Linked DNA regions of Mus musculus: all the other regions are linked to region 2. The links are chromatin loops, found by intact Hi-C in ENCODE. Cell type or tissue: left cerebral cortex. All regions are shown on one strand. Region 1 has its middle 66 kb from the start of Gm34983. Region 2 overlaps Poc1b (POC1 centriolar protein B). Region 3 has its middle 50 kb from the start of Gm34983.

What was found. A loop is a pair of places that touch in the nucleus more often than their neighbours do. Peaks named below come from ENCODE experiments on the same cell type or tissue, not always from the same donor. Only the 100,000 strongest peaks of a DNase experiment are listed, where the experiment ranks them.
Region 1: a loop joins it to region 2, with 2.3 times the contacts of the local background. A loop is called at or near these places in 3 of 42 quality-filtered maps.
Region 3: it touches region 2 in a loop (2.2-fold over the local background); 9 of 42 quality-filtered maps call a loop at or near these places.

What each region holds. Positions count from the first base shown.
Region 1 is chr10:99,389,989-99,397,988 of GRCm38, reverse strand. No RefSeq gene overlaps it. Among named protein-coding and RNA genes, the nearest start is that of Gm34983, 66 kb to the left of the region's middle. In left cerebral cortex, no CTCF peak of the experiment used is centred here; DNase peaks (open chromatin) are centred at 1,188, 4,241, 4,644 and 4,894; H3K27ac peaks cover 1,193 bases.
Region 2 is chr10:99,157,590-99,165,589 of GRCm38, reverse strand. It overlaps Poc1b (POC1 centriolar protein B), which reads right to left. Exons shown (of 12, transcript NM_027740.7): 10 at 641-721. Among named protein-coding and RNA genes, the nearest start is that of Galnt4, 53 kb to the right of the region's middle. In left cerebral cortex, CTCF peaks have their summits at 490 (motif pointing left) and 3,461 (motif pointing left); DNase peaks (open chromatin) are centred at 487 and 3,453.
Region 3 is chr10:99,405,938-99,413,937 of GRCm38, reverse strand. No RefSeq gene overlaps it. Among named protein-coding and RNA genes, the nearest start is that of Gm34983, 50 kb to the left of the region's middle. In left cerebral cortex, a CTCF peak has its summit at 4,941 (motif pointing right); no DNase peak of the experiment used is centred here; H3K27ac peaks cover 703 bases.

The DNA of each region.
Region 1 (8,000 bases), 230 kb before region 2:
CTGATACTAGGTAGGCCCGAGACCTACTACAAACCTAAAACCGAATGCAACTGGCCTAAACATAATGTAGTAATAGTCAAAAGTCAATAAAATGATATGCCGCTATATTCATGGATCAGTGTATTATCCAGTCATCATCAGAGAGGATTACTCTGACAGCAGCTGAGAACAGATGCAAAGATACCCCTCAGAACTCAAGGATTCCTTTATAAAAGCAGATGGAAAGAGTGTAAGAGTCAGAGGGGATGGAGGCCACCAGGAGAACAAGGCCTGTGAATCAGTCAGGATGCATATGAACTCACAGAGACTTCAGCAGCAAGCAAGGAGCCTACATAGGTCTGCACCAGGTCCTCTGTGTACATACTATAGCTACTAACATTGTGTTTCTAAGGGACTCCCGACTATAGGAATGAGTAGGTCTCTGACTCTTTTGCCTACACTCGGGACTCTTTTCTTCCTGTTCGGTTGCCATGTTCAACTTCGATATGAAAGGTTTTGCTTTATCTTAGTATATTTTATTTTGTCATGTTTGGTGGTTGTCTCTTAGAAGCCTGTTCTTTTCTACTGAGAATCAGACAGGAAGTGGGTCTGGAAAAGAGGAAAGGTAGGGAGGAAGTGGGAGAAGTAGAGGGAGGGAGGGAGGGAAAATTATAATCAGGATATATTATATGAAAGAGAATCTACTTTCAGTAAAAGTCAGGAATAAATAAGATTAGTTGGGAGAAAATCTGAACCGCTGTCCAAATGAAACTGGGCTTAACACATTTCTTCGATTTCTGAGATTTGGGTCTGGGTACCATCCAGAAGTCACCAGCATTAATGACCTATGGGTCAAGCTCCACATGGTACCATGCTTTATTTTTCTAACTCCTGAATCCAGATGAGGTCACCATGGTGACCTCACTCTGACGTTCCGATGAAAGGAAGTATAGTTCTGAGTGAGTCAATGGAGAGGCGAGTCTCCCTCCTCTAATGCTATTTCCAGGCAGAAGGCTAAGTGGGGGTAAGATTCCAAAGCCAGCTCACCATACACACCAGTAAGCAATGTGTTACTTCTCTGGAAGATCTGCCTGGAGGCCCTAAAGGTGACTCCACAAACACCTCGGCTACTCCCACCAGTGCTCATATTTTCTTGCTGCAATAGCAGCCACTCCCAGCTCTGGTTTGGGTCCAACACACAATGCTGGTCCTCTTTAATACCAGCCTTCTGCAGTGAGCTCACATCCTCCCTCTCTCTTCCTCACCCTCTGACTCATAGCGCTCAGAGCCTTAAGATGTGAAAACTTGTTGGATCAGCTAGACTGGAATTGCCAACCACCAATGGGCCAGCCTTCTGTGAAAGCGAATCTCACTTTCTTTGTTTGTTCCAAGGCTCTGGGTTACTTAACTTGATCATAAAAGGCCCCAGCCCCAGCCCCAGCCCCAGCCCCAACTCATTTTTTCTACCACCAAAAACAAAAGAGTTCTATGTCTTTAAAAGGTAAAGAAAACATGCCTTTCATAAGTCAAGTTTACTCTGGCATCATCTTAAGAAAGACATCATCCGTGTACATTTCAAACTAGTAGCCAGGTCATGGGCTTCTTCCCAGGTACTGTTTTTTAATACAGATTTTTTTTTTTTTGTCTTGGCTATGATTCAAATGGTTTGAAGGAATCCCAGTGCAGAAAGGTAAGAGCTATCAAGAGAGAGAAACTGAGCTGGGGTGGAAATTCATGGTAGATCCCTTTCCTACCATCATTGTTGTTATTTTGTGCCATTTGGTTTTATATTGTATGGGTTTGTTTGAGATGGGGTTTTGCTACATAGCCCAGGTTGGCTTAGTGTTTGCTATGTAGCCCAAGCTATTCTCAAGAAATGGCAATCTTCCTGCTTCAACCTTTCAATTTCTGAGACTATAAGCATATACTACTTGCTATATAACCTGTATATTTATCAAAAAATACTTGTGGGCTTTATCATAAAGTATTTTGCCAGTAGAGAACCAAAAATCTACCAAAAAAAAAAAAATGAAGCTCACATAAGAAAACCATTCGTCACATCCCACAACTTTTCAGAATTTTTCTCACATACCTGTTTTTAGTTTTGTTTTGTTTTGTTTTGTTTTGTTTTGTCTTGTCTTTTAAAAAAAAACTATTAATCTTAGACATCTGGATAAATAAGTACATTATATTGGAGGTTTGTATTTAAAACCAAGTTGGCATTTTATTATCTAAGTCTCCCAGTCCACAGATTAATAAATCAAGCAATTTTTAACCAAGACTAAGGTCAAGCTTATTTTGTTCATGGCCCAGGAACACTGGAGGCCTTGACACTTAACGGGGCATTTTTCATTTTACATGCTGTTTATGAAATTTGGTTTGCTCCCAACACATGAAACTGTGATAACTCTTTTTGAGTTGTTCAAGGAAGAACTGGGAGGTGGGAGGATGGGAAGGGGAGGGAAGAAAATCATAAGTTAAGGGCCAGTTTGGCCTATTTTGAAAGTTATGGAAAACCTGGGCTATATAAGAAGACCTTGTCCAAAAAAGATAAAGGAAGGAAGGCTAGAGAAGAGGAGGAGGAGGAGGAGGGGGTGGGGGAGGAGGAGGGGGAAAGGATTTTCTCTGCAATAAAATTCTGGTCCCCTAGACTTGAGCCTACAGTAATCATCAGTCTATAAAACAAGATGAAATCAAATAAATTAGGCTCAGCTACATTTTACAGCACTGTCTGCCTCGCTGGCCTGAACACTCTGGTTTCAAGTGGTCTTTTTGAGAAAGTAATTATCTGTGACAATATTAGCTTTCAGTTGCATTCCATGAACACTCAAGTTTCTCAGCCCCTTAACTCAACCTTTCAGACAACAGGTTCGCCATCAACAACCCCAGCACTTGTTCACCAAAATAAAATGATAAACAAGGAAACACAATCATATAGCTAGCTCTGTTTGTAGGTTGGTACACTTTTGGAAAATTTATGCCCACAAAATAAAACTGAAAATGTTTGGCAACTGTCAGTCAAAGAGAGACCTGAAAGAACTCACGGTTCTGAGGTACTCGTTAATCCCCTACATGGTCAGTGACTGGAAGTTGAGCCTTGCATTCTGACACAAAAAGAGGCAGGTTGGGTTCTTCAGTCATGCTTAGGCCTCATTTTCAAATTCTCTACCATAACCCTTCCTCAGGTGGTTCATCTATGGCAGTGTTGCTTAGAAAGACAATTCAAAGTTGACAATATAAGATGGGCCAATGAAAGAGGTAGGAAGTTAGGCCCAGATCTTTCTGAGCCCAGAACTCACAAAACCAGTGTTTTGCTGCTGTCTTTCAAAGATGATTTGGGATGGATATTTATGAAAAAATCTCTAGGAACCACCTCAACTGTCACAATGCAGGGTGTAAATGACCATGGAGGGCTCAAATGTGATACCTGGTGACACACTTCCAACTAAGGCTCAGGAAAATTCACAGAGAAAAAAAGCCCAAAAGGTTGAAAGGGGAACAGAATTATTCCTGGTAATAAGGTAAATAAGAACTCTCCCTCTCCCCTCTCCCCTCTCCCTTCTCCCCTCTCCCCCTCCCCCTCTCTCCTCTCTTTCCCTTCTCCCTTCTCCCCTCTCCCCTCTCCCTTCTCTCCTCTCCCTCTCCCTCTCTTTCCCCTCTCCCTTCTCCCCTCTCCCCTTCCCCCTCTTCCTCCTCCTCCCTCTCCCTCCTCCTCCTCCCTCTCTCCTCCTCTCTCCCCTCTCCCCTTCCTCCTCCTCCTCTCTCGTCCTCTCCCCTCTCCCCCTCTCTCCCCATCTCCCCCCTCTCCCCTCTCCCTTTTGATACAAAGTCTTACTACATAGCCCAGGCTGGCCACAGACTTGCTGCATAGCCCAGGCTAGCCTGGAACTTGCATTATGTTCCTATCACCTACTGAATGCTGGGATTGCAGGTGTCCGGCTTCAGCCCCAGCCCCAGGCCCTTCCTGATCATTTGTGGAACCTGTGGTTCTTTTTCAGAAGAGAATTTCTACAGCCAAAGCTTAGTGTTTTACTGAAGATCACAGAACACACCTTAAAAACAAAAACAAAAATCCAACTAGTCTTGAGTCACTGAGCTCTCAATTTTCATTTTCAGATGTAAGCAGCAAGGCGCCCAGTGTTCCTGTCTGCCTCTGGCATGGACTTTTGTATCTGGAGAGTGGGAGCAGCTCCTGTTACAGTAATTCTCACGAACTCACATGTTTTAAATGAAGCCTGGCTGCGAAGGAAGTCAAGGGGAAATGGAGAACTGCCCGTGATTGCTCGTCCCCAGCTCTGCTCGGCTCGCTCCATTCCGCACACAGCTGGCCTGAACAGAAAGCACTCTCCTAAATTTAGCCTCAGATTCATTTGAAAGACTCTTTCATGTCTTATCACCATCTTGTTGGGTAGCTATGTGGGCTTTTAATTTCCTGTTCTAAAATTTTACACCATCCAAAAATTAAATCAAAATGTTTTTATGTTGCTTTAGGACTCTCTCTCTCTCTCTCTCTCTCTCTCTCTCTCTCTCTCTCTCTCTCTCTCTCTCTCATGAGGCTAGCATCTTGCATCCATTCACCAATGTGGCAAAACCAAGAAGGGAAATTAATCTAACCACTACTTATATTTAGCACCCCAAAGGGAGCTCTGTGTTTTCTACGATGACAGAAAAGGCTGTAGTCTCCAGCAAGCACTGTCTTCTGCTCGCACACTTCCTGATGAGAGGGGATTTTTCAAGGGATGGTCTGTCCTTTGAAGAGAAAGAGGATCCTTCTACCCTGGGAGGTGTTAACCTAAATATTTACATGTGGCAATAATTAACAGGGAAATAGTACACAACACTAACAAAGAACAGACTTGTGGCATACCGTCATAACATTGGAGAACCTTGTCTGATGTTGCGCTAAAAAAAAAAAAAGGTGAGTTCCCTCGTCACACTCAAAGCTGATCTTCATATGAGTGCTAGATGAGTCAGTGACTGGAAGGGCCCAAGGGAAGCTTATGCACAACATGACTTAAGCACAACATGCTTGCACACACTCACACATGCACATACACATGTCCAGTGATTGGTATTTAAGATAATGCTCTTTAACAGCTTATTCAATGTCTTTATGCTTCACTAAAGCCATGTTTTGATTTTTGAAATGATTCAGACTGTTAGTAACAACTCCGTTTCCTACAGAACTTGTTATATTTTGTTTTGGTTTTCTTTAATACTTATTTTTCTGTTTTATTATTTATGTGTATGTGCTGTGTTTGTGTGCAGGTTCCTACAAAGCCCAGCAGGGAGTGTCAGATTCCCCGGCGCTGGTGTTACAGGTGTTTGTGAGGAGCCTGATGTGGGTGCTGGGAATTGAACTTGGGTCCTCTGGAAGAGAGCAGTACATGCTTTAAACACTGAGCCACATCTCTAGCCCTTGTTTTGTTTTCTCTAGACAATGTCTTATAGTATGTAGCACTGGCTGTCCTGAAATTTATTGTGTAGACCAGGCTGGCCTCAAAGTCATAGAGACCTGCCTGCCTGTCTCTACAGTGCTAAGATTGACTCCATCTGCCTCTAAGGTACTTTTAAAAGTGGAACCTAAAACCTAAAAGCCTAAAATAGTTCCTTATTTGTTATAAAATCCAAACAGCTCTGAAAGGCAAAATCAAAAGCTACCCACCTGGCATGGCAATATTTTAATTACTTCCTCCAACATTCTACCACGTGAAAGTATCAGATGTCTGGCCGCTAACCTTTTGGCTACAGAAGGTTGTTATACCTCATAACGATGCCACCAAATATATGGTACGTGGACTATCTTAAGGTACAACCCAATATACAAATATACGTGTGCTTTGTTAACCCTTGTAAAAGCCAAGTACAGTCTAAATATCAAAAGACATGTAGTGCTTATAATAAGTTTTGGGTAAAGATATCATTAAATTTTATTTCTTTGAAGATGCATTAAAAGGGGTCACTGGTACAATAAACTTGTGGTTTCACTGACGTTGTTGCTTAAGATGAGGGTAAATTTAAGTAAACTGTGAGTTAAAACTTTTTTTTTTTTTTTTTTGGTGACTCACAGCACAAGAAAGACTAAAACTTACGAAACCTCTTCCACATATTATAAAGGATGTCTGCATGCCCAGGCAGAAAGCCCACCGGCCGCAGAAGACAGGGTATGATGGCTGTGCCTTCCTTTGGGTCTGCCCAGCACCCAGCCTAACTTTTGAATGTTGCCCTCAAGAAGATTTCTCTGGGATGAAATGAATCACTGACAGCTTCCACCTTTACGTCGGCCATACCCATTGCTGCAGAGAAAAAATGAACGACTTCGAAAGTAGTGTTTACAATCCATGAGAAATCACGTATTTGTATAGATGTTTTTCAGCTGATGAGAAGAAGAGAGGAAACTGTAGAACCATGTCTTGGATTTATATTTTAACCTCGGTGCCTGTCTAGTCTACTTAGAGCTCTCAGAGACTCAAATGGATCCATAATCCCGCTGTATGCTCTGTCTGTTCAAAAAGGAATTCTTACAAACATGTCACAGGCCACAGATCTCTCAGGCTTACTCTAGGGAGAGATTTTCTGTGTGTATGTGTGATGTGCACACCTGTGTGCAAGTGTCCCTGTGTGTGTGTGCGAGTGTGTAAATGTGCCTGTGTGTCACATGTGTCCAAGTGTGCCCATGTGTGATGTGTGTGGGATTGTGTCTCTGTCTGTGAATGTGCCTGTGTGTCATATGTGCGCAAGTGTGCCCATGTTTGTGTGATGTGTGTGGGATTGTGTCTGTGTGTGTGCAAGTATGCCCATGTGTGTGTAAATGTGCCTGCGTGTGTGATGTATGTGTGTGAGTGTGTGTGTCTGTGTGTGTGAACAAGCACCACAATCTCTGAACTACTGTTTTTGTGTTTCCCTTTATATCCTTAAATCGTCCTCAAGGAGAAAAGGAATTGCTGTCCGTTTCCCATCCCGAAAGTACTGCAAATGTCTACCTCATGCTCCTGCGCCATCAATCAACAGTCTGCGGATGAGGTACTCAGACCCCAAACATCCCTTTGAACACCCCCTGCAGCATCTCTCCTCGGCAGCTGCAGCCCTTTATTAATGGCTCAGGAGTCTTTCACACCTTCTTTTAAATCCAATGCATTTGAAGTAATAAAACAGGGAACACTTTATAGGCAGGAAATATTAAAATATTTAATTGCTTCCCCCACCCCCCTTGGCACAAGGCAGACAGCCTTAAGCTTTCTATAACACATGAAAAAAAGGAGACACCTGCCCGAGCTTGAACAGACATGAAGAGGGGACTTGCCAAATTAAATACATCTGTGACTAAAGCTCTGCTTTTAAACCCACATCAAGCCCATTTCTTTTTTACTACTTCTAACCATTTCTCCCCAATTACTTTTCATTTTCTTCTTCTTCTTCTTCTCCTCTTCATCTAAGCTACAACAACAAAACCACTAAACTAAATTGATACCATCATCCTGAAAATGATTCTCTAGGCTACTCCAAAGAGAGATGAGACACAACTTGAATCTGAAAATCGTTCCCACTGTCATATGCCTATGGGTAACAAGCCTATCAAAGCCTCTTCCAAGAAATGCTAAAATGCTGTAAATACCAATGGAATCCCTGAGTCTTTTGACCAACTTAAACAGCACAGTGAGACACCCTTTGATTTCCTCCCAGCTGTCCCTTGCTAGTAGGATGAGCTTGGTTGCACTACTTGTGTTTTTCCAGGTTTTGGGTTTTCATCTCTAACCAGGAGATAGTGGATGGGGTCTCTCACATAAGTTAATTATGGGCACTTAAAAAAAAAAAGACACCATTGCCAAGTGTTTGGGGTGGTCTTTGTTCCTCTGTGAGGCCCTGGGGCTAGTTGTCCTATTTTAATTATGACTCAAGAAAAAAGCAATAGATCTTAACTATCTCCCCAGTCCTTCTGCATTGTACTCCCCACCCCCAGTAATAAATTTCCACAAAGTGTTCTTCTTGAAACAACACACCTTAGTTAGCTTACAGCTGTA
Region 2 (8,000 bases):
CCTGCTCTCAGAGCAGGGCTTGTGCTAATCAGCAGCGTTACTGTGATTTGTGTAGAAGAGAGGGCAGACACAGAAGGTAGATGGCTCAAACTGTCTCTGAAACCTTCAGATGCGCAACATATACGGATCATTTTTATAAACAAAATTGTAAGTAGTAGAGATACTTTATTTCTGGGTAATCCATCAAGAGAGTAACATAAACAAAGCAGAGGAACTGCCATTTTTAGGGCAGTACAGTCTTCTCTATGACAGCAGGGTAGTACCCCAGGACAGGGAGCAGGGGATAGGGGGCAGAGGATGGGGGAGAAGGGAGCAGGGAACAGGGTAGGCAGGAGGTAGGGGACAGGGGGGGCAGGAAATAGGGGGGCGGGGGGAAGTGAGCAGGAAACAAGGGGGGCAGGGGTACAGGGAGGGTGAGTTCGACTGAGTTTAAGATATTCCAAGGTAAAACTGTTCTGGAAATGGCTGCTGCTCCCCCTGGTGGTATTTTAGAAACGTAGAAATGACTTTGTATACAGCCTTGCTGTGCTGAAAGGTTAGGCCACCGAGCTCACGCTTTATCCCCGATTCTTTCACTTTGTAAGGAAATAGACTGTGACAAATGGTGCAGCACCGCTTAAGTTAGAGAAAGACTACTTACTGTGGTTGAATCGAAAGAAAGGACATCCACCACGGGGGGAGACGAGCTCTGCAAATCCATCACCTCACGCTTGGGATTAATCTGTGTGCACACATGAATAAGTCAACGGGACATCCTCTGTCATAAGGACCAATACTAAAAAAAGAGAAGTATTTATAATCTATTCTAAAAATAAAGCATATACTCATGGATAAGGCACAGATACTGGCAAAATATGGTTTCACTAAGCCTACCAATGTACACACTATCGACAATGTTGCAGTTAAGCAGGAAATGGCCATTTTCACATTCTAAAAGCAATGCAATTCACCTACAGAGGAATATTAAAATAGAAAGACCCACCTCAAGAGATGCAGAAAATATCCTAGCCAGTACATTAAAACAAGAAAAAGAAATACAATGTTAAGATGTATGAATCAGAGAGGAAATGATAAAGTTTCATTTAAAAACTCAGTGACTACCAATGGAGAGCTAAACAGGACCTACTTCTGAGCCCTCAGCCTCACCAAGAGAACCAAAGAGCACTGCCAGCCCCACTCAACACACAGACCCAAGTGGATTTTAACATGACGTTAAAATACGGACAGTTTCGAAAGTACTGAAGAAAACCCACCAGGAATTCATGGGAAAGACTAAGACTTCATTGACTCGAAAGTTTCAAGTAAACAGAAAGTTGTACTGTGGATGGTTTGGAAGAAGAGCAAGGCGTGGGTGGGAAACAAACACCATAAGATTCAATGGCATCTGTCTATAGACAAGGATGATGGACCGTTTTAAGAACTGGCTAGGTCCACGGATCCCGGCTAGCAAGGGTCGGCAGGAGATATGTAGAACCCAAACGTGATGATCAAACGGTAAAACCAGCAAGAACAAAAAATTTACGGTTATTATTCCAACCAGAGGTGGAGAACAGCATCTGAAAACCCGGAAAAGCAAAAGCTGCAAGCAAGGGGGATGCGTCTGTGATCGATCACGGATGCTGTGGGAGAGCTGTGTCACTGTGAGGATCATTATGAGGTCGAATACCGGAAAAGCAGAATATCTAATATCTGTACGCAAGCTTATACACGGAAATGTAGACAACAGAAATCCCATGGAAAAACAAATCTCAGAAGTGAAACCGTCAGAGGTTCTCTGCAGCAGTGAAAATGGCAAGAAGCACCATTGCTAACACAGGAGTGCTCCATACTGTCAGCAGCGCGCACGGCCCTTTGTAACTGTAGAGACTGCCTGCGAGGTAAAGCCACTGAGACACAAGGCTCCGTACACATATAAATGTGTCAGTTCACGTTATATAAACATCTCAGGGTTTTTTTTTTAAAGATTTATTTATTTATTATATGTAAGTACACTGTAGCTTTCCTCAGATACTCCAGAAGAGGGCATCAGATTTCGTTATGGATGGTTGTGAGCCACCATGTGGTTGCTGGGATTTGAACTCGGGACCTTCGGAAGAGCAGTCGGTGCTCTTAACCACTAAGCCATCTCACCAGCCCTCTCAGGGTTTTTATACGAAATAAAAAGGCAAGTTACAGGAAAACAAACTCAACACAACCCCATTTACCAAGACTTTCTGACCATTCAAAGCTAGAGAGTATTTAATTATAGATTTGAAAATACGTATGCAGTAAAATTGCAGGGAAAGGGGAACGAGTTCCTGGGTCGATGAGCACCTCCAAGAGGAACTACTTCTAAATTCAAAGGCCCCAAGGCAAACCAAAGAAAACACAACCGTTCTCAGTTCTAAGGAGAGAGCCAAAGAGAAGCCAGACAGCAGAGCCAACGGGACAGCACTCAGGGCCAGAAGAAAACCCTAGCTGGCTGCTCAGTGACAAAGGATTTAGAAAGGAAACACAGCTTGACACAGCTGCTCAACAAACACCAAAATAAAAACAAAATACACTTTAGAAAACAAGTCCCAGAGACAGGGTGAGCTAAAAGAGTCCTCCCCATTCCCCCCCCCCCCCCCCATCCCAAGCCTTCCTCCAAACCGGCTAAGCAGAGCCATGGTGCAAATGAGCAGTTGACAAAGGCCAAATTACAAAGAAATCTGGGAAAACCTCGAGGCTGGAGTCTAAGTGCTTTAGAGAGACCCATCTGGGGGAGTTGCTGGACATTGTTCTAACAGTGGGCCGAGCCCTAGGCAAGAAGAGCCGACTGCTGGATTTAAAGCACTCAGGCTTGAGGGGGCGGTGCTGTTGTGACGATTAGATTACTAGATTTAGATATTTGTACATGTGAGTGTGTGCACTCTTACACATGGGACTGCACCATGGCACATGTGTGGAGGTTGAAGGACAATCGGTGAGCTTTGGATTCTTTCTTTCCACCACGTGGATCCCGGGAGTGGACTCAGGTTGGCAGGCTGTGCTGCAGAAGCCTCTCTTTAACTGCTGAGATAGCTTGCTGGCCTGGTTTTGCATTGGGGATCCATCTCACCATGGCTATGCACCGGAAGCTGGCCTCAGTCTAGGTCCCCTTCCCTTTGACTCCCGAGTGTTGGGATTACAGGTGCATGTGCCACCATGCTCAGTCCCCTAGCTGTTGTTTTAGAAATACATCTTATGATTATTCAGCCCACTGTGTGACAGTGGAGGTGCCCGACTCCAAGACACAGTAAAGGGGGGATAGATTTGTGTACAAGAATGATGGAGGACAGCTGGCCCAGTTGGCCAACACGTCTTCCTTCCAGCCATTTTCCAGCAGAAAGCCAACACCTCCTCCACCGTCCCTGTGAAGCAGACGTACATGGGCCTCCTTTATGCCTTTTAGTCTTAGGTGAGGGGCCAGAGAGCCACGGTAGTCTTTTCTCTAGCGCCACCTAGTGCAGGTATAGAGAAGCTCATCAATTTTGCTTTGCTCCTGAAAGAGAAACTGCTCTGAAAGTTTAAGTCCTAACCAAGGAAAGAATAGGCCCCTCCTGTAGAAAATTGTTGACTTCCTACAAGTTTGTAATTTACTTAACTAATAGTGTTTTACTACACTGAAGAACAATTGCTGTCTCATAAACCAAGTGGCCTTGAAATGGGACGGATTGAGAGTTGGGCTCTCATTACCTGAACAGGGGGACAATGGAGAGTTATGAGCGAGAAGGTTGTATAGAATCTTGAAGGTAACCACGCTCCCGACCTAAGGGTCTACATCACCGAAGAGCTCAGGAACGCGCACACTAACATAGTCTGTAATGCTTCCCGAAGGGCAGGGCACGAGCCCTTAAAGCTGGGACCTCAGTGTCTGCTGACAGAACCAGATTTGAGCTCTTATTAAACCGAAGCACGGCAATAGATGGGCAGAGCTGCACAATGAGCCACGGTGCCAGGGCTGCACCTTGGGCACTGCCAGCTACTAGCTTTTGCATCTACTGACCTGAATTTTCATGTGAATAAAAACATTACTGACTTTCAATGGAAGTCATGGAAAAATACTGTACAGGCTTACATGTTCTTCTTCTTATTATTACTAGTGCCACATAAGCGCCTCAAAACAATATGTATACAGTTCAGCTAGAATTAAAATATAGAATTGGTAGACAGGAAATCCTATTTTCACCCTCAATGGTAATGTTTTTAACCTTATTAGCAGATTAAGGGAAACCATGATCTAAGATTTGAGGATTTCTATTCTATTCATCATGACAGAATTTTCACCAATGAACTATAAAATATTTAGTTATATAAAAAGATTGTTCTGTCCTGCTAAGTAACATAGAATTTCATACGTAACCTATAGATGATGTTGCTACTCAAGTGGCCATTCTGAAGTTGAAGGCAATCAAGAGAATGATTTCATTAATGATTTTGACTTCACTGCTCTCCCTGCTAATATTCCGTAAGGCTAGAACAACTATGTGACCCCCCAGTCTCACGAGGATCTATCATGATCCCTTAGGAGGCTTGCTGGGTTCCCCACTGTCTTAGGGTTTTACCATGACCAAGGCAACTCTTATAAAGGACAATGTTTAACTGCTGCTGGCTTACTGGTTCTGATGTTCAGTCCATTATCATCAGAAGTATGGCAGTGTCCAGGCAGGCATAGTGTAGGAGGAGCTGAGAGTGCTACATAAGGTTCCAAAGACAAACCAGGAGGGGGCTCGAGAGATGGCTCAGCGGTTAAGAGCACTGACTGCTCTTCCAGAGGTCCTGAGTTCAATTCCCAGCAACTACATGGTGGCTCACAACCATCTATAATGGGATCTGATGCCCTCTTCTGGTGTGTCTGAAGACAGGTATAGTGTATTCATATATATAAAATAAATAAAAGCAAACAGAAGACTGCTGCTCACAGGCAGCTAGGAGGATGGCCTACAGGGCTATACAGAGAAACCCTGTCTCGAAAAACCAAAAACAAAAAAACAAAAAAACAGCCCACCTGACAGTGACAAACATCCTCCAACAAGGCCAAACCTACCAACAAGGCCACACCTCCAAATAGTGCCATTCCCTGGGCCAAGCATATTCAAACCACCACACCTTCCAAATATGCAAATGAGAAGTAGACTGGACTACATAGGGCAGCGCCATTCAAATGTCATGTGAATACCCTTTGAAGGGAAAGCATTTTTTTCCTGGAACAGTACGGTGAAGCTCTTGCTTGTGGCCTGCTGAGGAAGTTGACATAAACTACTCTTAATTCAAATAGGCTAGAGCAAGACACCCGTGTGAAAACTTGGCCTTCCCAACAACATGGAAAGACAGTGTTCTTTCCTTAACTGTAATGAGGATGGAGGGCTTCAGCAACACGTCTGTCCGCAGAACAAGGAGGGGACACAGAGGGGCGTTCACATACGAGGCTTCTATGTTCCATGTCTTTTTCTCGTGGCTTCCTCTGGTGGATTTGCAGAACAATCTGGCTGCCATTCCTCTATTCGTGTAAGGATTAGTATTTCTACATCTGGTTGGCAGTAGCAGAGATCTGAGACTCTAATGGGTTTTGTTCTTTCATACAAATAAGACAAATGCTAGCAAGCCAGTGGCCTTTGCAAAGGCCAAACAATTCCACGCAGAAGGTTAAGAAAACATAATAAGATATAAATCATAGGGAGTCTATACTGCTCTAATCTCAAAAACCCAACACTCATAGCTACTGCAAAAAGAAGAGAAATTACTTCAATTCTATTTGTTAAAAAGACATAATTTTATATTTTTAAAAAATTCTGAACACAGAATGTTTTCCGTTTTAATTGAAGTGCACCTTCCTAAAGCTTTGAAAGAGAATTATTTTAAAGTATGATTTCTCATAAGTGAGCACAGTATTTCTTGTCTAATCTAAATCACATCTGTGGGACAGTTTTAGTTTTAAATTAAGCAGTTTTTTCTTTCTTCAAGGGATCTATAGTCACTAACATGAAGACTTTAAAAATAACTTGATATCCAATTATTTTTTATAATGTTAAAATATGCTCTGTACAAAAACCATTATACTTTGCTTTATTGTGAGTTTCATTTTTAAAACAAGATGACTCGCAGTTTATACGCAGAATCCTTTTACTTCTCTGGCTCAGCATCTGGAAGTATTTTTCAAAAGTCAGTCATACAAGACAGTTAACTCAAACAGCTCTCAGGACCTACAGGTGATTTAAACTGGGCACCTAAGGCCAACTTCCTCAGGCCCACACAAAATGTTCAGGCACATTCTCTGAATTATGTGCCGTACAACTGCCCTCTAGCTCCATAATGAAAAGGCAGCTTTTAATAGACGTGTCAGTGCACACGTGAAAAGCACAGCCGAGCGCGTCTCTGCGCAGCCTGGGTCAGCCTGACCGAACCACACAAAGGAGCTGCTTTCAGGGTTCTCAGCTACAGAGTCAGAGCAAGCCATCCAGTCACCTTGTGAACATTTTAAAGTCTAGCTCTCTAAAATGGACCAGGGCTGATGGTAAATCACAGAGGAAACAGCTTGAGTCTCTGGGCCCGGACAGCACAATGCCAGGGAAATACACTCAACTGGGACCTGTAGCTCTATAATACAGCACTTGGCTGGGTGCTGGGTAAATGACAGGGCTGGGGAGGGGCGGGTATTCTTCACACTGATCAAGCCCTGCTAAGTCATAGAAGTGCTAAAGTAAAAATCAAAACACTACTTTGGTAACACAAGAAAAGGACAGTCAAGAAAAAAAATTATATATAATATATATGTATTTACTTTGTATGAATGTATTATAAAAAGCCAACAGATACACATAACAACTATAACAACTGAGGAAAAAAATTTCTTCTTGGGCTGGAGAGATGGCTCAATGGTAAGAGCACTGGCTGCTCTTCTAGAGGTCCTGGGTTCAATTCCCAGTGCCCACATTCTGGCTCACAACCATCTGTAACTCCAGTCACAAGGAATGTGACACCCTCGTCTGGCTTCTAAGGGCACTGCATGGTGGACAGACATGCATGCAGGCAAAACCCCCATACACAGGAAATAGTAATTATTTAAAAAATTATATTCTCTTGTTCAAAGAGTGAAAGAGTAAATGAGGGCTAATGTAGCTCTGTGGTGGGTCACTGTAGCATGTAAGAGGCCTTGCGCTGGATTCCCAGCATCACACGTACACACATGCATGCATGCATGATCATGCTCGCGCGCGCGCACACACACACACACACACACACACACACACACACACACACATAGGCACGCATGTAGGCACAGTGGTTTAATACTCCAATGATTATCCAAAAAGATAAAAATTATAAAAAAAAAACAATTGAAAATCAACACTATTGACAAGAAACAACAGTAGAAATCCATATATATATATATATACACACACACATATATATACATATACATACATATATATATATATCTGGGTTAGACAAAATTTAAGAAACAATCTCCTAGGTGTTGTTGTGAACGATGGAAGTCCCAGCACTTGGGGACAAGGAGTGTGAGGTCAGTTTGAGTTAGTACTGAGAGCCCTTCTTCAAATCCAGTGAGGAAAGGCAAACACACAGAGCACGAAGTATGCATGCTTCAAGAGAGTAGGAGAAAGGCCTGAGACAGACAGTAACGAAACCAAAGCCAAGGAAGCGGCGAGGTGGGGAGGAGAAGGTGGACTGGGAGTGACGAAATGACATGGGCTGCGGTCAGTTTACGTCAGCACTCGGGTCGGGGTGCTGGTGGCAGAAGCCTGTTTTTTTTTTTTTTGAAACAGGGTTTCTCTGTGTAGCCCTGGCTGTCCTGGAACTCACTCTGTAGACCAGGCTGGCCTCGAACTCAGAAATCCACCTGCCTCTGCCTCCCTAGTGCTGGGATTAAAGGTGTGCGCCATCACCGCCCGGCAGGCAGCAGCCTGTTATCTGAGCACTTGGCAAGCACTGGCAAAGATTAGGAGTTCAAGGTCATCCTCCAAAACGCAGTGAGTTCA
Region 3 (8,000 bases), 250 kb before region 2:
CTTTGAGGCACAATGAATGAGCAGTGTTAATCTATTTTAATCCGATAAACTAACCTGGCAAAATCCCTGAGATGCTTGCATTGTGTGACTTTCTCTGTTCCAGATGTTTTTATGATGTTTCGGGGACCCTTTTCTCCTGGCTGAATCTCCACTTCCTTTCTCTCCCTCTCGATCCCCTTGCTGGGAGGAAGTCCAGCCCTATTTTCTCCCTGTTCTGTCGCTGGCTGATCAGCTCTTTATTGACCAATCAGGGAATAACTGGAGAGCAATGTTTATACCACATGGAGGCAGGAGAGTCTCAGAGTAAGGACTACAACCAAACATGGGGACACAGAAGTCAACATTTGAGTAATACAAGAATTATCTTTATATGGGAAACAGTAACATTATGCCTACAGGGAAGGGTAGGATAAACATAGCAGATGGAATTGAGAGGAGATAAACTTAAAGTATGCTGACCATTATAAGACTTGTACTCTGTGTATGATAGAGAACCATTGGGAAGTTTTTGAGCAGAGATCCACTCATACTGTAACAAGATCACTATAGCCATTGTGTTATGGATATAATAAATGCATAGCCAAAGCAAGAAAACCACTTAAGAGGCGAGTCCAGCCATCTAAGAGAGAGATGGTGGTATAAGTCTTCTGGCTACCACTCTACATTTTCATGTACACTTGTGAATATTTTGTAATCATTAATATCATTACATCTACAGGTTGCATCAATAATCACATTCAAGGTGGTTTTAAGACGAGCTGGGGAGGGGGGAATTCTTCCCTCCATCTTAGGTCTTTATTATTCTGTAAACCTTGTACACAAGTCGAGCCAAGTAACTTATTTCCTAAATAGTTCACAAATGTTCCGCACCTGACCCTCAGAGCAGCAGTCTGGTCATAGATCACGCATCACTCAGTTGCTGAACATCTCCAAGGAATCAACAAACATATGGTTGGCTGCACCTGCTCGTGGCTTCACCTGAGGCACTCTTGGGGGAAATCCAGAGATGCTCAAGCCAGACCTCACAAGGAGTTGCCCATATTAAAAGACTGTGTACATGGTAAAAAAAATAAAATAAAATAAACATTCACAATCTCTCTATCAGGCTTCTTAATTATAAAGAAATAAAGTACTAATGAAAACTAGGACTTATAAAGTCCTGATTCTGTGGTTATTAAAAAGCTAAGTGCTCTCTCTCCTTTCTTCCTTTTCTCTTCTCTTCTCTTCTCTCCTCTCCTCTTCTCTTCTCTTCTCTTCTCTTCTCTTCTCTTCTCTTCTCTTCTCTTCTCTTCTCTTCTCTTCTTTTCTTTTGTAAGTTAGGAATAAATTCACTAGCAGAGGAACAGACCAAAAAATGGAACCATGAAGTATAAGATTAGAATTTCAGTCCCGTGGAAAGACTCTGTTGCTGAAGATACCACACACCACGATGACAGGACATGAAAAAGTCAAGTTGATACTTGAGAGGAAACTTCCCTTGCTGGCTAGCTTTCATACTACCAAAGAGGCAGCAACAAGACTGTAAAAGCCAGAGGTCAGAGAGGAAGCCAGAGGCCCTGCTGTAGTCGTGAACTCACAATATGTGCCCTTTATAGTGTGGCCTGCCCAAGATCTGCTTAAGATCAGGCAACCCAGTACGCCAGCGCGGAGGGGGAGGAGCCTCACAAGGCCCCACCCTAGGCTGAGGGGCTACTGACAGCTGATGGCTTCTGGAAGAAGAGGGCCATTTTTCCTTAACGTTGTGCCCCTGATAAGTTCCCCCATGCTGAAGGTGATGACCCACACTCGTGAGTATACGGGAAGAACAAACTGGAGTTGAGAAGGGTAAAGGTGAGTCTGGGAGCTCAGGGAAGGAATGGAAAGTGAATATCAATATACACTGGATATAGGAAATTCTCAGAGAGTTAATAAAACTATATCATTTTTAAAAAGATTCTCAGTCCTGTATTTATTTCTGATTAGAGGTAAATGTGGGCTTCAAGAATGTGGTTACCAGGGCTGGAGAGATGGCTCAGCCGTTAAAGGTTAGGCTCACAACCAAAAATGTAAGAATGTGGTTACCAGCCAAACTGTATTACAATCCATTTCATAGGCCTGGGACTTCACAATTCCAGTGGTGAAAAAAGTTTAGACTAATTCAGACACTTGAGAAGCCCTAACCGCTGCTGAGGCACCCCACTTGATGCGCCTGTGTTGATCACCACAAATCTGGGTTTTAGAAAAATAAGGTAAAAATAAAACAAAACAAAGTAAAACAGAAATAAACTAGGCAGAACTATTCTGGGAAGATGGCTCATGAGAAACTAGTTATAATCTTCAGAATCCAAACTTTAAAGGTGGTGTACAGTGTCACAGGGCACTAATCACAGCACCGGAGACAAACAAACAACAGTGTCCCTAAATCTGCTGATCAAGCACTGGGTTGAGAGAGAGAGAGAGAGAGAGAGAGAGAGAGAGAGAGTGAGAGAGAGAGTCCTGTCTTAAAACATAACATGGAAAGCACCTGGTGTCAGCCTCCACACAGATGTGTACACACACACACACACACACACACACACACACACGTGTACATGAATACTCATAAATATGCACACATGCATCAGCTCACAAGCATACACACACGGATGTAGAGGAACACACCTACTTCACAAGCATCACAAACTACACAAAAGGCCAGAGATAGGAGATTAGCTTTTGGTTCTTCCATTTTCTGCTGTACTTTAAATAGTGTCCACAGAATTATGACTGTGAAGGTTCTGTGTCTCTTGTTCTCCTGGCTTCAACACCTTCATGACAAAGGCTTTAGAAGATTAACATATAATGAACAGAAACCTTCCATGTCTCCTCCTTTCAACTATGCCTCCACAATCATCTATATCAATGCAAAAGTAACCCCTTCCCTGACCCTAACACAACCCCCACTCCACACCCCTAAAAGAGTAGCAGCCTGAACAGGAAGCCATTGAAAGAACTCTTAGGAAGTGTGATAAGGATGCTGAAGTCAGCTCTCCACAAGTGACGGCTTCCGGCAGGAGTCCAGGAGGGGAGCAACTCAGCTCTATTGAATTGGCAGGCCACTGAGAGTGTGAGTTTGCTCCACTGAGTACATAGATAAAGCAATTAAACTTATTCTTATTTTAATATTTATTTTCTTTGGGTGTGGCACGTCACAAGGTTGGGTAGGCAGATATGGAAGGACTGGGAACTGAGTGTGATGGGGTACATGATGTGAAATTCCCAAAGAATCAATAAAAATATTATGTTTATATATGTATATATAATAGATGTATATATTACATGTGTAAGTATGCATATATATGTATAAACATATATACATCTAGAGAGATAACATAAATGTCTACATGTGGTATATAAAACACATGTGTATATATGTATATATACACATAAAATATGTGTGTATATGTATATATATATATATATGTGTGTGTGTGTGTATACACATATACATATAATATATATGTGTGTGTATATATGGATATGTGTATACACACACAGGTAGATAGATAGATAGATAGATAGATAGATAGATAGATAGATAGATAGATAGATATGGTGATATTTATACCCAAAACCCTGAAACAGTTATCTCCACTGAAAACTTATTTAGAGAGACTTATGGAAAGCAAACCCACTCTGCGTTGAAGATTAATAATCAAAGCAGATCTGCTTATATCAGTGACTTTTAAGTATGTTTTATACTTTCCCTGCTTATAAATGTGGAAAGTTTTAGGCTCAGTGTCCTGTCCTAAACACCAACTAGACAACAGTAAGACTCAAAGTCCTGGTGGCTGAAGAGAAGAGCTCTGCTCCGTCTGGGAACTTCTCCCAGGGTCATTGTGCCGCGGTACAGCAAGGCAATTCCACAGCTCCTGCCTGAGTCACAAGTCAAAACACCAGCACGGTCCTCCACTGGCACCGAGGCCACCCCTTCAGAGCAGGATGTGCTCTTTCCGTGAGGTGACAGGTTACATCCCCATTCAAAACACCTCGTTTGTTGCCAAACTATACGTAAGGGAAAGAAACAAGGTCTGCCCTCAAAGGCTCCTCTGAGACTGAGACAGGAGAATAGCCGGACACACGCGCAGTATGAAGACTCTAAATTAAACAATGGCTTTATAAGAGCACCTCCCCATGTGACTTTGAATCAGAGTAAAGGGAAGTGACCAAAAAAATCAAAGCAGTAAAAGGGATCTTTATTTCGAGAGTATTCATTAACTAGGCAAAGCCGAGCTTTAAGAATTAGATCTGTGACAGAAAAATCCTCCTGGCTGTGAAACCAGAGCTTTGATTTCTGTTGGCTTGTAAAATAAATGATAATACCCCCTTAGAGCTCTGTGCTGCCTTTCCGTTTACAAAGCCCTTTCCCATGTATGATTCTACTTCATCGTCACAGCCTGCTTCCCAGGTACTGAGGTCTGACTATCCCATTGTGTGTGTGAGGAAACTGAGGCACGTTGTACAGACAGAACTTCCTCAAGGATGCATGGTTATTAAGAAGGAGAAAGGAGAGGGCTGCTCAGGAGCTATTGTATCTCTGCAGTCAATAGACAAAAATCAAAATTATCAGATGTATATCTGTGTTCACTGGGGAAATCCTAAAAGGATCCTAAAAGCAAGAAAGAGGAAATAGATCAGACTTGGAAAACGGCAATCCTACAAGCTGGTTTTTATGTACTCTGTGACAATAGCAAGTGATTTAGCCTGGGAATGTAGTTCAGTATTTAACAAAGATGGACAGGGCCCTAAATTCTATTTCCAGCATTAAAAACAGAGGGGAGGGGAGGAAGAGAAGACACTAAATATATTTCTCCAAAGACTAGCAAAATGAATTTTTAAACACTAATTTACTTTTAGTTTATGTGTGTCAATGTTTTTACCTGCATATATGTATGTGCACCACATGCCTGCAGTACCCACGGAGGCCAGAAGAGGGTGTCAAATCCCCTACAACTGGAGTTAGAGACAGCTACCATATTGGTATTGAGCAAATTCTGAAAGAGCAGCAGGTACTCTTTTGTTTGGTTGGTTGGTTTGTTTTGTTGTTTTTGTTTGCTTTTCGAGACAGTGTTTCTCTGTGTAGCCCTGGCTGTCCTGGAACTCACTCTGTAGACCAGGCTGGCCTTGAACTCAGAAATCTGCCTGCCTCTGCCTCCCAAATGCTGGGATTAAAAGCATGCAACACCACTGCCCGGCACAGCAGGTACTCTTAACCTCTGAGTGGTCTCTTCAGCCCGTAAAATGATTTTTACTTTTGAAATGCGTAACAGTTACTATCAAAGGCCAAAGATACAGTATGTATGAAAAGCTTTCTTAAAAATAAATCAATACATAAATAAACAAACGTTCCTAGACTGGTCTATAAGCATGATTAAGTGCCTGCTAAGAAACTAAATAATATTATGATGCGCCATGCTGAAAGTATGTGAAACGTAGTTATAGTAACCAGAGTTGGGTTTTAGTTCGTTGGTTAATTGACTGGCCCATGGGTTGGCTTTATTCATAAATATGAGCTCCGATAAAGCAAAAAGCATATGAAAGAAAGGCTTTCCTTTTGAATATTGCCTCTAAGAGATCTAAGCATTTTATTTAGCTACTGAGAACTTTATATGATTGGGGGGGAAAATCATTTCTGGCTTCCTACCCTGGTACAGAGGCAGCCTTGAAAGCCAGTGCACTGAAAGAAACGATGTGGAATTCTTAGTTTAAAAGGAAGCACATAATTGTGAGCACTGACAGGTTGCCATATCTGTTTCAGTTTTCTACCCTCGCCACTGAGTAGGATGCTGCAGGAGTACTTGAGATGCCTATCATTACCTAATGTTCACACCCACTTCAAAGAGACCTGCTTAGGCCAAATGGCACCCATTTCCTACCGTAATGCAAAAAAAAATAGCTACCCTACGAAGAGCTCACTCATAATTTAAGGAAATTGGACTTCTCTGGCCTGGAGGTCCAGAAATTAGCCTTATTAATTGAGATATTAAAATAACGCTGGTAGGTTTAGAATACGGGCAGGAGGGTTGGACCCGTTCCAGCAAAAGCAACCAATAAGGGGCCGTAGAGCAGCCGTAAGAAAGCAACCAATAAGGGGCCGTAGAGCAGCCGTAAGAAAGGTTGGGAACAGAAAACACAGAGCAGAATGGATGAGCCTAAGAAAGCAGAGCCAGGGACCTGCTGACTCCACGGTTCTTATTTTCCTTCCATCTTCGACGTGTTTTAGAGATGCTCTAGTGTCCCCTCCACACGCTCTCCTCAGCAGCAACTGAGTGCTTGCTTTTCATCCCTTGAAAACAGAAAGTCTTTAAATACTGCAAACACAGAAAAAGGGCAGGGCATCATTATAATAAAGGGGTGGTGTTAAAACTAAAAAAAAAAAAATGTGGAAAATTTGAAGAACAAACTAAAAACAACACAGACGATGACTGATGTAAACAGTGAACATGCAGCCATAGCTGGCTGAAGCTGGCCAGAACCCTCGACCAAAGAAAAATGAACCGAACCTTGTTTGTAAAGCAGAGAGATCCTGGCGGTGAGGAGGGTATTTATGGAAATATCTGCAAAGGGGCAATGACAACTCAAACCACCAGAAGTAAATTCTAAACCATCAGTGGATCTTGTGAACAAATGGGGTGTTTTTTAATTGAATCAGCTTCAATTTACTGAATTCCTCTGAAATGCATTTTCTGCCATCTCATAAAAGTAATTTTTTTTTGATAAATCTCATTGATTTAAGTCCAAAATCAAGTGTGGCCTTCATATCTGTTTAATTGCTGTCAGTTTCTGGCTTCTCGAGTCATCACCTATTAAAATCTTGGTTAGAAGGCACAACGTAGTTCATGAGTTAAATACAAAAGGAAGAATTATCTTATGCCAGACTCCTAGCCAGGTTCAGTGCTATTGGTTATTGGTTCTACCACTTATGTTTAAACACTTTGGCATAAGATACACAAGCCAGATGTAGTGGCATATGCCTTTAATCCCAGCAGATGGGAAGCAGAAGTAGGAGGAGCTTTGTGAGTTCAAGGCCAGCTGGATCAATATCATGAGCTACAAGACAACCAGTGTTATATAGTGAGACCTTGTCTTGGGGGGAAAAAAAAGCAAGAGAAGAAGGAGGAGGAGGAGGAGGAGGAAGAGGAGTAGGAGGAGAGGAGAGGAGAGGAGAAGGGGAAGGGGAGGGGGAGGGGGGAAGAGGAGGGGGAGGGGGAGGGGGAGGGAGAGGGAGAGGGAGAGGGAGAGGGAGAAGGAGAAAGGAGAAGGAGAAGGAGAAGGAGAAGGAGAAGGAGAAGGAGAAGGAGGAGGAGAAGAAGAAGAAGAAGAAGAAGAAGAAGAAGAAGAAGAAGAAGAAGAAGAAGAAGAAGAAGAAGAAGAAGAAGAAGAAGAAGAAGAAGAAGAAGAAGAAGAAGAAGAAGAAAAGGAACACATGTTATTTGTTTTTAACTCTAGCATTTTCTTTTGCCTTACAAAATGTATGCATACATATATCTTGAATTAGATGTAATGATGGTCTGATTCCCTGTCTCAGAAAACTGACTGTGTTTGACACAAATATTCTGTGTCACCAGCATGAAGAGAATTGTCAGATCAATCAGTAATGTTGGCAAAATTAAGAGCAGGTGACAAATGAGAAGAACAGAAAATGGCTAAGAATAGCTGTCAAACAGCAGAGTTTCTTCCTTATGATTGTCGGGGTGGGGAGGGGAAGAAAGAAAGAAAGTCAATAGGAAAAGCCAAGTGCTAAAATGTTGCTCTCAGTTCAGGTAGGGGGCCACAAATGTACAAAGTTAGATCTTGAAGTCAGTCATTTGTTTCATTAATATTCATGGTTCTTCAGTTGTATGCCAGGTTCCAGGTACATGTTGCTGTAGTTAAGAGCCCTCTGTTGTGGCTGTCTTAGTGAACACACTATTGCTGCAAGGAGACACCATAACCATAGCCACTTTTGTAAAGGAAAACATTTTACTGGAGCTGGTTTCTGT